Regions from separate parts of the Mus musculus genome. Here region 2 is linked to region 1. A link is a loop called in an ENCODE intact Hi-C map of the cell type or tissue named here. Cell type or tissue: heart. All regions are shown on one strand. Links, peaks and the distances in the headings refer to the core of each region. The heading gives the core; the rest is flanking DNA. Region 1 overlaps Sec24a (Sec24 related gene family, member A (S. cerevisiae)). Region 2 overlaps Sar1b (secretion associated Ras related GTPase 1B).

What was found. Hi-C counts contacts between places; a loop is a spot of excess contacts. Peaks named below come from ENCODE experiments on the same cell type or tissue, not always from the same donor. Only the 100,000 strongest peaks of a DNase experiment are listed, where the experiment ranks them.
Region 2: a loop joins it to region 1, with 2.0 times the contacts of the local background. A loop is called at or near these places in 8 of 42 quality-filtered maps.

Annotation. Positions count from the first base shown.
Region 1 is chr11:51,730,771-51,735,165 of GRCm38, forward strand. It overlaps Sec24a (Sec24 related gene family, member A (S. cerevisiae)), which reads right to left. Exons shown (of 23, transcript NM_175255.3): 4 at 3,814-3,891; 5 at 3,000-3,157; 6 at 2,622-2,794; 7 at 1,033-1,135. Among named protein-coding and RNA genes, the nearest start is that of Sec24a, 24 kb to the right of the region's middle. In heart, for the core only: no CTCF peak of the experiment used is centred there; no DNase peak of the experiment used is centred there.
Region 2 is chr11:51,779,112-51,783,506 of GRCm38, forward strand. It overlaps Sar1b (secretion associated Ras related GTPase 1B), which reads left to right. Exons shown (of 7, transcript NM_025535.2): 3 at 578-697; 4 at 3,661-3,726. Among named protein-coding and RNA genes, the nearest start is that of Sar1b, 18 kb to the left of the region's middle. In heart, for the core only: no CTCF peak of the experiment used is centred there; a DNase peak (open chromatin) is centred at 1,860.

The sequences.
Region 1 (4,395 bases), core at 117-4,116:
AAGAAAATGAAAAGAAAAAATAAAAATTTCACTCTTCATATTAAAATACTTCAATAAGGGAAGCTGAGAACTGTTGCCCATACCTGTAATTCTAGCACTTTGAAGGCTGAGGCAGGAGGATTCTTAACAGTTCAAGGCCAGTCTGAGCTATATAACAAGCAGCAGGCCAGCCAGGGCTATTACATGGCAAAACAGCATCTTCAAGCAAATAAATGGAAGTCAATAAAGGAGTTCGGTAGTCTAACTCAGGTGTGCAGCACCGGTCTAGCATGCATGAGACCCTCATTATAATCCCCAATATCACAACTGAAACCAACCAATCAAACAATAAAGTCTGACCACACTAATACTCAAGGGCATGTGATCACATGTTTAGGTTCTGGAGATTTAGGACATAAGTGATCTTCATTTGTTTAGATTATGGAACAATTATTTTATTTTACTTTATTTTATTTTATTTATAAATGTGTGGGCAGCAACTTCTTAGAGCAGCTGACTTTACTCCAGGAGCAGCAGAGTCAGGAAGCTAGGAGAAACTATTTTAATGGTAATTTACAACTTAGATAAATACTCAAAATCCACCCATGTCGGTCAGTCCCAAGTGTTGGAATCGCAAGTGTGTACCTGCATCCATCTTTTCAGTTCTGCCTACGTACATAGCATCCCTTGGATTTCTCAGTAATATTTCACTTTCCTTGTTTTAACTTGTAATAAAAATGTTGATTAAATTAGAAATTAAAAAAGGAAAAGAACCCTGTCATATATCAGACTTTATATTCATTCTTACATTGTTGCAAAAATACTTCACCACTTAGATAATTTTCACATCTACTCTAAAGAAGCATACCACTGGGCTGGCTGTGGTGGCACACACCTTTCGTCTCATTAATCCCAGGACACGGGAGGCAGAGGCAGCTGGATGTCAGTGAGTTCCAGGCCAGCCTGGCCTACAAAGAAGGCTTCAAGACAGTCAGGGCTGTTACAGAGAAACCCTGTCTCAAAAAACAAAAACACACACACAAAGAAGCATACCACTAGGTCCTTGAAGGGGTGGAGCAGCAGCCCCAGAGGAAGCTTGGCTTTATTCAGTAAGGCCTGAGTCTGAGGGACACTCGTCAGCGTGCATCGGAACAACCTGTAAGACAGAACAGCGTATGTCAGCTGCCGCTGCGCTCACGGCTTCAGAAAAAAGATAAACCGTGCCTATCTCAATACTCTTGGGATTAGATCAGATTACAAATGAATATAGACCTTTTTTAAATGTTTTATTAAAATATTTAAATTGCCATGCGTGACCACACATAACTATGAATCCAGCATCTACCACAGTGAGACTAGGTCTCAAGAAACTAACCATAGGCTGGGCAGCAGTGCCTCACACCTTTAATCCCAGCACCCAGAGGCCAGAGGGCAGAGGGCAGAGGCCAGAGGCCAGAGGGCAGAGGGCAGAGGCCAGAGGCAGGCAGATCTCTTTGAGTTCCAGGGACGTTACACAGAGAAACCTCAAAAAACAAAGAAACAAAAAGAATAGGTTCATCCTGGTACAATAGCCTGGACTAATAATTAATCTTACCTTGATATTAGCAGGTGATGACTCAATCCTCAAACAAATACCTTTTACAATCAATTAATTACTTAACATATTTATTTTTTTTTAGATAGGTTTTGCTATGCTACCTAGACTGGTCTTGAACTTCTGGGTCAAGTGGTTCTCCTACAACTCTACCAAACAGCTAGGACTACAGAGGCACTTAGACCACCACACCAAGTCAAAGTTTGTTGAAGAGCAGTCTTACTAAAGCTTTTAAAAATATTATTTCAAAATTACAAGTTGTACAGTTTTTAAGTCTTTACAACATACATTTAAATTATTTATGGAATACAGTGTATAATGTCTTCAAATCTGGGAGACTAAGTCAAGGCAAATAAAGTCTGAAGCCAGACAGGGTGTTGGTGGTACATGTCTTTAATCCCTGCACTTGGGGGGCAGAGGCAGTCAGATCTCTGTGAGTTCGAGGCCAGCCGAGTCTACAGAGTTTCAGGACAGCAAGGCTACACACAGAACCCTCTCTCAAAACAAACAAACCTAATCCCTGTTTTCTGGAATATAACTACACTGATGATCATAAATATAAGTCTTATTAGAGCTAATAAAAGCAACAAGCAATTCAAGGGACATAAACCCACTCTCTTCCTCCCTCCCCCTTTTCTCTTTAAGTTCCAGTCAACAGAGAACACCAGGTCAGGCAAGGCAAGCTGCAACTCATATACAAGCTGCCATGCTATTGGCTGGCTTAGAGGTGACACAGGGTGAACAGGGAGTCTCATGGCTGGGAGAAAGCTTCAGAGAACAGTAAGGAAATGCAAAGTGTTAGGGAAGGGCGTTAAGAACACAGGGCAACTCAGAAAATGGGCAGATGAGGAAGTGGCAGGGCTGCACTCTGTAAGGGACAGCCAACTCCATTTCTTAATTTAGAGATGCAAGTTCCAGGTAAGCAATAACAGAGTCTTATGTCATACAGTCTACCTGGGCCGCTTATCCACAACACCTAAAAAGCACACCAGACAATCTAAGAACATGGACACTGCCATGTTTATAAAAACAGCATTTGAAGTCTTACTCTGGGTTACAGTTGAGTTTCTGGATGTCTTCAAGCAGATTTGGGACTGGAGGCTGCAGTGGTGTGGAAGGAAGCATGTTCCTTTCTTGAAGAAGATTGACAACTCTTAGTCCCTCTGGATGCAGACTTAATCCACTCATGCTTGCAGTTAAATGATTAGCACCTAAGGGAGTCTACAGACAGGTTCAAAGTGAGTAACTTCTGTCTGTATGTAGGGCTGGGCTAGGGTCTAGAGAAATACGCAGGCACAGAAGCATTATGAAATATTCATTATTATCCTAAATGGTTATAAAATAATCAAAATACCTTTGAAAACTTTCTCCGTGCTTATATCTTGAGCGAAAAGGTAAAGAATATATTAAAAAAAAAATAGTTTACCTGAGTAAAGGCCTGGGGGCCACTTGGGTAACTGAGGGAGGGTGGTGGCATCCCAGCCACAGGTGGTGCGCTGTTCTGGTAGCCTGGTGGCAGGGAGGGGTATGCAGAGCCCACACTTCGGCTTGTTTTGGGGTTCTGATTAACAAGCTGTGGTGTTGCTAGAAACAAGGGAAGCTTTAAGTTCTAGTTTATATTCCAGACACTTAAAATCACGGTAAAGATCCATTAAACTATGAGAATTAAAACTTCAACTTTTGAATTATAGTTCCATTTACCAACTTAAAAAGAAACAATCGTTAGTTAAAAGCAGACCTCAATCTAGTTCATGTGGACTACAGACAAAAACATACAGACAAGTTTAGCATGATTACTTTACCTCTATAGTATATAATAAATTTATATTTAGACTAAATTTTCATTTAAAAAACTTCTGAATACACCCTAACTTACACTTAGGACTTAGGTCCATGAACTGAAATCTGTAGAACAGATTAAAGTGCAGCACATAAAGCCTGGCTGTCTGGAAGGAAGACTATCGACAGCACTCACATGCGCATAGCATAACCTTCCTTCTCCTATCGACAGTGCTCACATGCGCATAGCATAACCTTCCTTCTCCTATCGACAGTGCTCACATGCGCATAGCATAACCTTCCTTCTCCTATCGACAGTGCTCACATGCGCATAGCATAACCTTCCTTCTCCTATCGACAGTGCTCACATGCGCATAGCATAAACTTCCTTCTCCTAGTGCCCTACGATGAACACGCATTGCTTCTATAATGAGAGGAGAGAAACGCTCATAGCATCTCACCCAAGAAGCCACCTCCTTCAATCTCATCATAAGTATTATGAGCCGCCGTAGATCCATTATTGGCATTTGACGTAATACCTAAAAGGAAATTCATCAACAAGACTGAAATAAGAATGAATGCTATAGTTTCTTCAAGAAATGAACTACTATCTAAAAATTTAGATAACCTTTGAAAAAAATTTAAATCGCAGCCTATCAAAAACGTCAAATGTCACAAGGTACTGTGGCACACGCCTTTAATCCTAGCACTGGAAAGGCAGAAGCAGGCTGACCTCTGTGAGTTCGAGGCCAGCCTGGTTTACATAGTGAGTTCCAGGACAGCCAAGGGTACATTGTAAAACCCTATCTCAAAAACAAAACCAATACAAAAACAACAAAAACTCTAGTTAGAGAGACCACTCAGTGGTTAAGAGCACTTCTCGAGGACTTAAATTGGGTCCCTAGAACCTTGTCACAAATGCCTGTGACTCCAACTCCAGGGGAGAATCTGGTACTCTTTTCTTGTGTCCAAGGGCACTGTACACATGTGCACATACCCACACATAGACACATATGAGAAGTAATGAAAGTAAATCTTTCCAG
Region 2 (4,395 bases), core at 138-4,137, 48 kb after region 1:
GCTGCTATGCAGGTGCTGGGAATTGATTGAACCTGGGTCCATCTGGAAGAGTGGCCAGTGTTCTTAACTGCTGAGCCAGCTCTCCAGCCCCTATTTTGTTTGTTTTTTGTTTTTAAACAGTCTCTCTACACAGCTCTGGCTGCCCTGGAACTATGTTAACCAGGTGAGCTCCGCCTCCCAAGAGCTGGGATTACAGGCATGCACTACCATACTTGACCTGGCTTTTTTTATTTTTTGAGACAGGGTCTCATGTAGGCCAGGCTGACCTTAAACTTGCTGTAGAGCTAAGAATTGCCTGACTTTCTGGTTCTGCTGCCTTTATCTCTCACATGTTGGGATTGTAGGTGTGGTAAATTTGGGTTCTATTTAGGTTTTAATATAGATTTAAGCACAGACATTAAAGAGGGTCACTTAGGGAAGGACAGCGCACATGCACTCAGGAATTCTAGAATTCTCAAGTTGTATTTCAAGCATCTTAATAATAACTATGTGTAACTTTAAGTCATGTCAAATATAAAGTAATTTTCATGTTCCATGTCTGATGTCACTCTGACTGATTATAGCTCTTATTCTGCAGGATTGTATAAAAAGTCTGGTAAACTGGTATTCCTTGGATTGGATAATGCCGGGAAAACAACTTTGCTACACATGCTGAAAGATGACAGGCTCGGGCAGCACGTCCCAACGCTACATCCCAGTAAGTGTTTCTTCCCTGTGAGTGATGCTGAGTCATAGCTCCTGCCTCAAAGTGTTTTGATTTTGGACTTTTGATGGCTAAGGTGTGAGATTGTTTATCCTGTTCCTAAAATAGCTGGGTAAGTAGTAATTGACCTGGTTCCCAGAGCACAAATTAAGAACTAGAAGCAATGCTCAGACCTTTCTATCCCTGCACTTAGCTATACCATGAGCCCAGCCTATGCTATAGAGTAAGAAACGACAGAGCCAGTAGCAGAAAGAAACACAAGGTTAATTTTTATATGTAATGTCACAGTGAAAAGATTATAAACCAGGCAGATAACAGCTTAAAAATAAAGTCAGCCGAAGGATGTGCGTGGTGGCACACACCTTTAACCCCAGCAGTTGGAAGAAAAGGCAGGTGGGTCTGTGTATTCAAGGCCACCTTGGTCTTCATAGCAAAGTCTGTGTCAGCCAAGGCTCCATGGTGACATCCCAACGAGTTGTCTTCTGGCATACACATGTGCGTGCGTGTGGCACGCACACACCTGCACATACATAAAATAAAAATAAATAATATTTTATGAGAGCTCGAGTCTTCTTTTAAAAAGGGAGGGGGAGCATGGCAGAGTTAGAAGAGATTATCGAGTAGTTTTACTTCTCTTTGCTGGGACTGATCCCTTCACTTATCCCAAGATAGTTCTTTTTGTTTTTTCCCGAGTCAGGGTTTCTCTCTGTAGCCCTGGCTGTTCTGGAATTCACTCTGTAGACCAGGCTGGCCTCGAACTCAGAAATCCACCTGCCTCTGCCTCCTGAGTGCTAGGTTTAAAGGCGTGCGCCATCACATCCAACTTTTTTTTTCCTTTTTTCTTTTGGTTTTCCATGACTGTTTCTTCAGCACCTGTTGTCATAGCTGGATCTAGACACAGGAACCTGCAGGGCACAGAGCAGGTGCTGTCTCGGCTGCCTTGCATCTCACATTCATTCTAACTTACATTTTCCATTTAAAGCATATATAGAAAAAGTAACGACCGTCTGTCTTTTGGTCTGGCAACTGAGCTAGTAGGTGCTTATGTGGGAAAGTGAGGATATGCGTTTACCAGACGCCCTGTGCAGGAAACACAGGGGAAGCAGCAGGAGCTGCAGGAAAGGAATGGAAGCCAGCGTGCGCTCCTGTGGCCAGCGCTCGGGAGGCACAGGCTAGCAGTCATACACTTGAGCCAGGACACAAAAACTCTACCAACTGAGACCTCAGTCATGACACATTCCAGGAGGGAGTGACCAACAGGAAGTCACATGACCATTTTAGAATAAGTCGGAAGAGTCTGTGGTGATAGACTTAAGCTGCTTCTAGGGGTGAGGTCTAAGTGAGGGCTGATGGGCAAGGGAGAGGAGATAGTCTGAGACACTGGCAGTCTTCTACTTTAATTCAATAGAGTGTGTACAGGATGTAACCATGTGAGTGGGTAGGCAGCATAGCCAAGCACTGCCCTTTCCTTATTGTAGAGACTTTGAACACAGACCCTGGTATTTCATTTACTTGAAACACTGCGTATAATTCTTCCTTAGTTTTTGAGATAGGGCCTTGAGTGTAGCCCAGGTTAACTTCAGACTCACCATCCTGCATCTTCCCTAGCTTCCCGGTCTACTAGAGATGTGTGTGTGCTACCCAGCCAGCTTAGAGTTCCTTAACGACATTAATGCTCTGCCACCATGTAGCTTTATGTGCAAATTTTTGTTATGATTATGGCAAGCTTCTCTATAGGCTATGAGGGAAGACAACAGGGTCTGAAAGTCTTCTCCACTACACACTAGGTAACAGACAGAGTATGTATGCATGCACAGGGGTTTGCAAGCACTGTATTTAGGATGGGTCTTCCCACCTCAGTCAACCAAGCCCTGCAGTCCTGGCGCAGGACGGCTCTTCCTAAGAGAATGAAACAGACTCTTCTGTATTCTGGCTTTGTGCCAGGTGGTTTTGAACTCAGGTGTGAGAGAAAAGCCAGACAGTACAGTCAGCTGAGGAAACAGAGAGCAGAGTTGGGAGGCTAGAACTTGCAGCCACAGTACTGGAGGAAAGAGAAGGGGAGGAAATCACTCCCAAAGTTAGCATGGAGAATACTTGTTTGTGCTTGCATGAAGTAGACCTCCCCAAAGAACCACATCTGCAGTAAGAAAAATCCCACTACAGTGAACTTTTACAAATACAGTAAAATCTAGTATATATTATAATTTTACAATGTAAAATTAGTAAGACATGCAAAAAAGTAGGTTAATCAGTGAGCCCCATAATCAATCAAAGGAACAGTCTCAGAAGTGACAGGGATGGTAGGATTGACTGACTGATAGGGACATCGAGACAGGTGTGGTGGGCTGTGGATGTGGCTTAGTTGGTAGACTATCTGCCTAGCCTTCATGCAGCTGTGCATGATCTGCATAAACTGAGCATGCTGGACCATGCCTGTAATCTGCTTCACAGTAAGTTTAAGACCACCCTGGGTTGCATAAGAACCATCTCAAAAAGCTAAGGTTGTGACACTTCTTTGTTTCTTTCATTATACTGATTTAGTCTGAGGCCGGGCACATCTGCGCTCAGATGGGGCGAGCAGACAGTTGTGGACATCAAGTCTTTCGTGTGCCCAGGGTTCAGGGGAATCAAGGCTAGGTCACTGGGCTTGGTGTCGAGCACCTTTATTTGGCGAACTATCTTGCTGACCCTTTTTTTTTCTTTCTTTCTTTCTTTCTTTTAAGTTTAAGAAGATCAGTGACCACAGATTTAAAGGGAAACATGTACTCAATGAGGAGGTAAATGGAAGATAACAAACAGGTCTTTGTAGTCCAGGCTAGCTTTGAACTTACTCTGTAGCCAAGGCTGGTTTTAAACTTCTGCTTTTCCTGACTTTAAAGTGTTAGGATTACAGGCATGAGTCCATGTGCCTGGCAGATTTCTGATTATGTTGTAAAAATAATCTTGTTTTTATTTAGCTTCAGAAGAGCTTACTATTGCTGGCATGACGTTTACAACTTTTGATCTGGGTGGGCACGTGCAAGGTAAGAGTCTACTTCTCTTCGTCTTTGTTTTATCTTAACTTAGTAAGTGTGGCCATTATGGTTCAGAGCTTGGAACTGCGTGTTCTTCAAGTAAGGCAGAGAAAGGTTAAGGTCGTCCGTCACTGGACACATGGAACTTCTGAGTCCCTGAAGTCCCTGAACTGCTTGTGGGTGAGGTATGAGGAAAATTTAGCTTTGAATTTCTCTTTGCTTCAGGGTACCTCATCTGTTGTCAGAATCATATTATGAACACATGATACTGTTCCCCCCACCCCTAAAAGCTCCAGTAACTAACCTGTTTTGTTTATTTATGTATTTTATGTGTATGGGTACCTTGCATGTACATCTGCACTCCAGTACACAGCATTAGACAATTGTGAACTGTTATGTGGGTGCTGAGAATTGAACTCAGAACCTTCAGAAGAGCAGCAAGTGCTCTTAACCACTGAGCCATTTCTTGAACCACATGAACCTGTTTCTCATGACAGGCAGAGCTGTCATAATCCCGAATTCTCTGGTCCTTTCTCCCATCAGAGCTGCCCTCTTGTTCTCCCCTTGGCTTCTGCTCATAAATCCCATCTGTGAGGTGTGGCTCTTCCCCGGAGAAGCCTCCCTAGCTAGGAGTGCTCTGCTGTCCTAATGGAACTTAGTGCTTCTGTGTACGTTTCT